Regions from separate parts of the Homo sapiens genome. Here region 2 is linked to region 1. A link is an interaction called in ENCODE POLR2A ChIA-PET data of the cell type or tissue named here. Cell type or tissue: Caco-2. All regions are shown on one strand.

Region 1 (2,500 bases):
CCAGCTGTGTGGCCTTGGTCAGGTCCATCCCTCCCCTTGGAATCTGTACTTCCCTAGGCTCTGTCATCTATTGGGGACGATGCCCAGGTCAGGCCTATACTCAGAGCCTTCTTCTCTTCATCTCCAGAACAGCCGTCTGCCTGTCTTCCTGGCTCGCTCCCTGCAGGAATGGTCTGGGGCAACCCCAGCAACACGCCCACCTGTGGCCAGGATGAATAGGAATCCAGTTCAGGCTTGGCTTCCATGGCAATCAAGGCCCACCAGGCCCCAGCAACCTTCCCTACCCCCCATTCCTTTTTGCTGCCCCCCTCCACACCAGGCATGTTCCCTGCCACACCATGCTGTTCCCCTCACCTGGGCTGCCCTCCCAACTCCTCTCTGCCTCTGGAGATGCTCTGCCATTCAAGACTTGGCTCAGGCTCCAGGTCCTCCCTGGGCCTTCTAGAGCCCCTGGTTCTCACTCCTCTGAACACTTCCAGCCTGGCTAATAGCCCACTGCATCCTGGCCTGGGGTACAGGTGGCCAGCACAGGTGTGGGGGCCAGCTTCCAACACAAGCACGGGTAGGTCCCTCTGCAGACCATGGGCTGCAAGAGGCCCGGCCTTGCCCACTGCAGGGGCCCTGCGCAGGGCTGGGCACGAAGCAGGTGGGTGTCCACCAATCTAGTATCCAAAACCCTGCTTGGTTCACCCCCACCTCTGTTGAAGGAAAGCAACACTGTGATGGAGAGGAGCAGCTGTGGATTCAAATCCTGGCTTGGCCACTTTCTAGTTGTGTGACTTGGTGCATCTGCCCTCATCTCCTCAGAGACAAAAATGGCAACACCTCCCTTCTTGGGTTACTATGAGGATTAAATAACAAAACCTCCAAGAAGCAGAGCCCGGTGTCTGGAGAGTGCTCAATGGACGTAGTTATTATTATCATCATCAGCACAGTGCGGGGCACATGGTGGGCATTCAGGGATGATGGCCCTTGTGTCACAGCCGACACTCTTGACCAGTGAGTCCTCTCTCCTCCCTTTGTTGACTCCTGACCGTCCACAAATGAGGTTCAGAATCCTCCATCCAGCATCTTCCCTGGTCACATGGTCCCAACCTTTTGCTCCACCCCCTTCTCTGTTCCCCCCGCAGTCCATGCTCCAGCCATCCTGACTCTGTCCCTGGATTTCTGGCTTACTGACACCTGAGCCTGTGCACAGGCCCTCCCTTCTGTATAGAGCACGCTTCCCATCTTGTGGACTTGCTTCCCATCTTGTGGACTCGGAGGGTTCCGAGCAGCCGTTGAGGCTGAGCTCCTATGACACCTCCTCCGTGAAGCCTCCCTCACTTTTCCATTACCAGTGAGGCCTGCCACAGCCTGATTTGTACTCTGATCCTGGCACGCATGAAGCCGTGTTGCCATTTGTTAACAGTCTGTCCTCCACTAGACTGTGAACTCCACCAGGGGGGGAACCAGGTCTGATTGCCTCTGTGTCCCCAGATACCACTTAGCACAGAGTCGAGCCCATAGTGGCTATCAGCAAGTGCTAGGCCCAGCCTGCCACCCACCCACCACTCACTTGGGGGCTGGAGGCATTGCACGCATGCGGGGCATGTGGGACTTGTGGGGGCAGCTGAGCAGCGAGGTTTATAGAGGAACCCAGGGCGGCAGCAGGAAGGATGAAGGATGAGTGTCTGAAACTGGGTTGGCAGGCTCAGGGCATAGCCAGCCTAAGCTGGGGGTCAAAGGCCCCTGGCCCCTTCACTCCCCCAGGGGCACACAGTGTCGGCGGCACGATGTGGGATGCCCCAGGAAGGGCAAGGCCATGGGGCTGGGCTTTCCTCCATCGACCCAGGACAGAGCTGGTGCTGAAGGCCCCATCAGCATGACTGGGGTGGAGATCTTGGGGACCTCCTTGGGGGGCCACAGTTGGGGGGAAGGGCACAGCCCATCCAACATGTCCATCTGGTGTGGCTGTGCCAGCAGGGAGTGTCCCACATGCAGAGCTCCCTCTGGGCTGCAGGAGGTGGGGACCTGGGTGGGCAGGTGGGCACAGCAGCAGGGGGCCCCAGGGAGCCTAATCCAGCGGGCCCTGGAAAATGAGGCGGACGCAGCCATGCTCGCCGGTAAGCCAGGCCCCGCAAAAGGGGCAGGCGGCATGGAAAGCATGGGTGCCGTGGGGCAGTGGTGTCTGGGCCCAGTAGCGGGCAGTCTTCTCAGAGCAGACGTGGCCGCAAGGTGCAAAGGCATGGCTAGGCGGCCCAGGGTCCAGGCAGAGGCCGGCCTCCTGGCCAAGCCATAGAGGCACATAAGGCCCCACAAGGCGGCAGAGAGGACATTCGCGCTCCTGGGGGCCCCGCTCCCGCCGGCAGCCCCAGCCGTGGTAGCCATGGACGTGCCCGCAGCGGACGTAGACCCAGGGCTGCTGTTTGTCGGGCGCTGTGCGGCCACGGGCTGGGCTGGGGAAGGCCAGAGTGCTGAGGCCCACGGGGCACTGGGGCCGCGCTGCATTTGCCTCCTG
Region 2 (2,500 bases), 320 kb before region 1:
TTTAATTGATAAACTATAACTGTATACATTCATAGGGTACAATGTGGTGTTTTGATATATGTATATAATGTGGAATGATTAAATCAAGTAGATTAACATCTATCACATAACTTACTAGCATTTTTTGTGGTAAGACATTTGAAATTTACTCTCAGCTATTTTGAAATATATAATACATTATTATTGACTATAGTCACCCCCCTGTGAAATAAGATTCTAAAGACTTATTCCTCCTGTCTAACTGAAACTTTGTACACTTTAACTAACAACTCCCTATTTCCTTCCTTAACCCACTCCCAGCCTCTGGTAACCACCATTCTATTCTCTACTATGAGTTTGACTTTTTCAGATTCCACATATAAGTGAAATCATACAGTATTTGTCTTTCTGTTGATTAAGAAAATGTGGTATATACACAATGGAATACAGTTAGTTTTTTGTGGTTTTTTTTTTTTTTTGAGACAGGGTCTTGCTCTGTTGCCCAGCCTGGAGTGCAGTGGTGTGATCTTGGTCTCCCAGGCTCAAGTGATCCTCCCACCCCAGCCTCCTGAGTAGTTGGGACCACAGGCATGTGCCACTACACCCAGCTACTTTTTGCATTTTTTTGTAGAGACAGGGTTTCACCATATTGCCCAGGCTGGTCTTGAACTCCCAAGGTCAAGTGATCCTCCTGCCTCAGCCTCCCAAAGTGCTAGGATTATAGGAATGAGCCATCATACCCAGCCTAGTCAGCCTTTAAAAAGAAGGAAATCCTGTCATTTGTGACACGGATGAACCTAGAGAAACAAGACTTTTTTTTTTTTTGAGACGGAGTTTCAGTCTGTCGCCCAGGCTGGAGTGCAGAGTGCAATGGCGCAATCTCGGCTCACTGCAACCTCCGCCTCCTGGGTTCAAGCAATTCTCCTGCCTCAGCCTCCCGAGTAGCTGGGACTACAGGCACGCGCCACTGTGCCCAGCTAATATTTGTATTTTTAGTAGAGATGGGGTTTCGCCATGTTGGCCAGGCTGGTCTTGAACTCCTGACCACCCAAGTGAGTGATCCACCCACCTCGGCTTCCCAAAGTTTTACTTCTGCTGGGATTACAGGCATGAGCCACCGTGCTCAGCCAGGAAAAAGACATTCTTTTTTTTTTTTTTGAAATGGAGTCTCACTCTGTCTCCCAGCCTGGAGTGCAGTGGCAAAATCTCAGCTCACCGCAACCTCCACCTCCCAGGTTCAATCAGTTCTCCTGCCTCAGCCTCCTGAGTAGCTGGGACTACAGGCACGCGCCACCATGCCCAGCTAATATTTGTATTTTTTTTTTTTTTTTTTTTTGGAGACAGAGTCTTGCTCTGTCACCCATGCTGGAGTGCAATGACACAATCTCGGCTCACTGCAACCTCCACTTCCCAGGTTCAGGTGATTCTCCTGCCTCAGCCTCCTGAGTAGCTGGGATTACAGGCGTGCGCCACCATGCCCGGCTAATTTTTGTATTTTTAGTAGAGACGGGGTTTCGCCATGTTGGCCAGGCTGGTCTCGAACTCCTGACCTCAGGTGATCTGCCCACCTCGGCCTCCCAAAGTGCCGGGATTACAGGCGTGAGCCACTGTGCCCAGCCAATATTTGTATTTTTAGTAGAGACAAGGTTTCACTATGTTGGCCAGGATGGTCTCAATCTCCTGACCTTGTGATCCACCCACCTCGGCCTCCCAAAGTGCTAGGATACAAGCGTGAGCCACCACGCCCGGCCAAAAAATACATTCTTTATCACTTGTATTTTCCCTAAACATACTTAATGCTTGCCTGTGTTTAAATTCTAAATCTTAAATATATTGAGCCCTATATCACAGCTCCAGGTTGTCACAAATTATCAGAAATCATCCCTGCCTCTTTGCCATTCTCTCAACCCCTATCCCTTAACTTTTTTTTTTTTTTTTTTTTTTTTGAGACAGAGTCACTTTGTCACCTAAGCTGGAGTGCAATGGTGTAAACACGGTTCACTGCAGCCTCAACCTCCTGGGTTCAAGCGATTCTCCTGCCTCAGCCCCTCAAGTAGATGGGACCACAGGTGCATGGAACCACACCCGACTAATTTTTGTATTTTTAGTAGAGACAGAGTTTCACCATCTTGCCCAGGCTGGTCTGGAACTCCTGAGCTCAAGCAATCCGCCCAAGTCGGCCTCCCAAAGTGCTGGGATTACAGGTGTGAGCCACCACACCCAGCCCCTTCACCTCCTTTTTAAAGGAACTATCCATTTTTATTTCTATTATTTTCATATGTGGAACATTCCATGCTTTTTTCTTTGCTTTTTCTTCCTCTTCTCCATCTGACTTTTATATCCTCTCCAGTGTACCTCACTGTTCTAATTATTCTCTCCATTCACCTATATTTTTCTTTCTGTGTAACATAAGGTAAGAAGTGACTCTAGAACCAGACTGCCTGAGTTCAAATCCTGACTCTTCAAGTTATTTACTCTCTGTACCATAGTTTTCTCAGCTACAAAATGCGGATGATGATGA

Evidence for each region. ChIA-PET counts read pairs that join two places held together with the same protein. Peaks named below come from ENCODE experiments on the same cell type or tissue, not always from the same donor. Only the 100,000 strongest peaks of a DNase experiment are listed, where the experiment ranks them.
Region 2: POLR2A ChIA-PET joins it to region 1 with 8 read pairs; 4 of 35 experiments call an interaction of 5 or more read pairs at or near these places.

Annotation. Positions count from the first base shown.
Region 1 is chr11:66,475,724-66,478,223 of GRCh38, reverse strand. PELI3 (pellino E3 ubiquitin protein ligase family member 3) reads right to left here. Exons shown (of 8, transcript NM_145065.3): 8 at 887-2,500. The coding sequence ends at 2,057. The region is part of intron 1 of DPP3-DT (DPP3 divergent transcript); the gene reads left to right. Among named protein-coding and RNA genes, the nearest start is that of DPP3-DT, 3.3 kb to the left of the region's middle. RefSeq lists enhancers at 1-496, 1,134-1,954. In Caco-2, no CTCF peak of the experiment used is centred here; DNase peaks (open chromatin) are centred at 113, 604, 1,413, 1,553 and 1 weaker place.
Region 2 is chr11:66,798,023-66,800,522 of GRCh38, reverse strand. All of the region lies in intron 4 of TOP6BL (TOP6B like initiator of meiotic double strand breaks), which reads right to left. Among named protein-coding and RNA genes, the nearest start is that of RCE1, 44 kb to the left of the region's middle. In Caco-2, no CTCF peak of the experiment used is centred here; no DNase peak of the experiment used is centred here.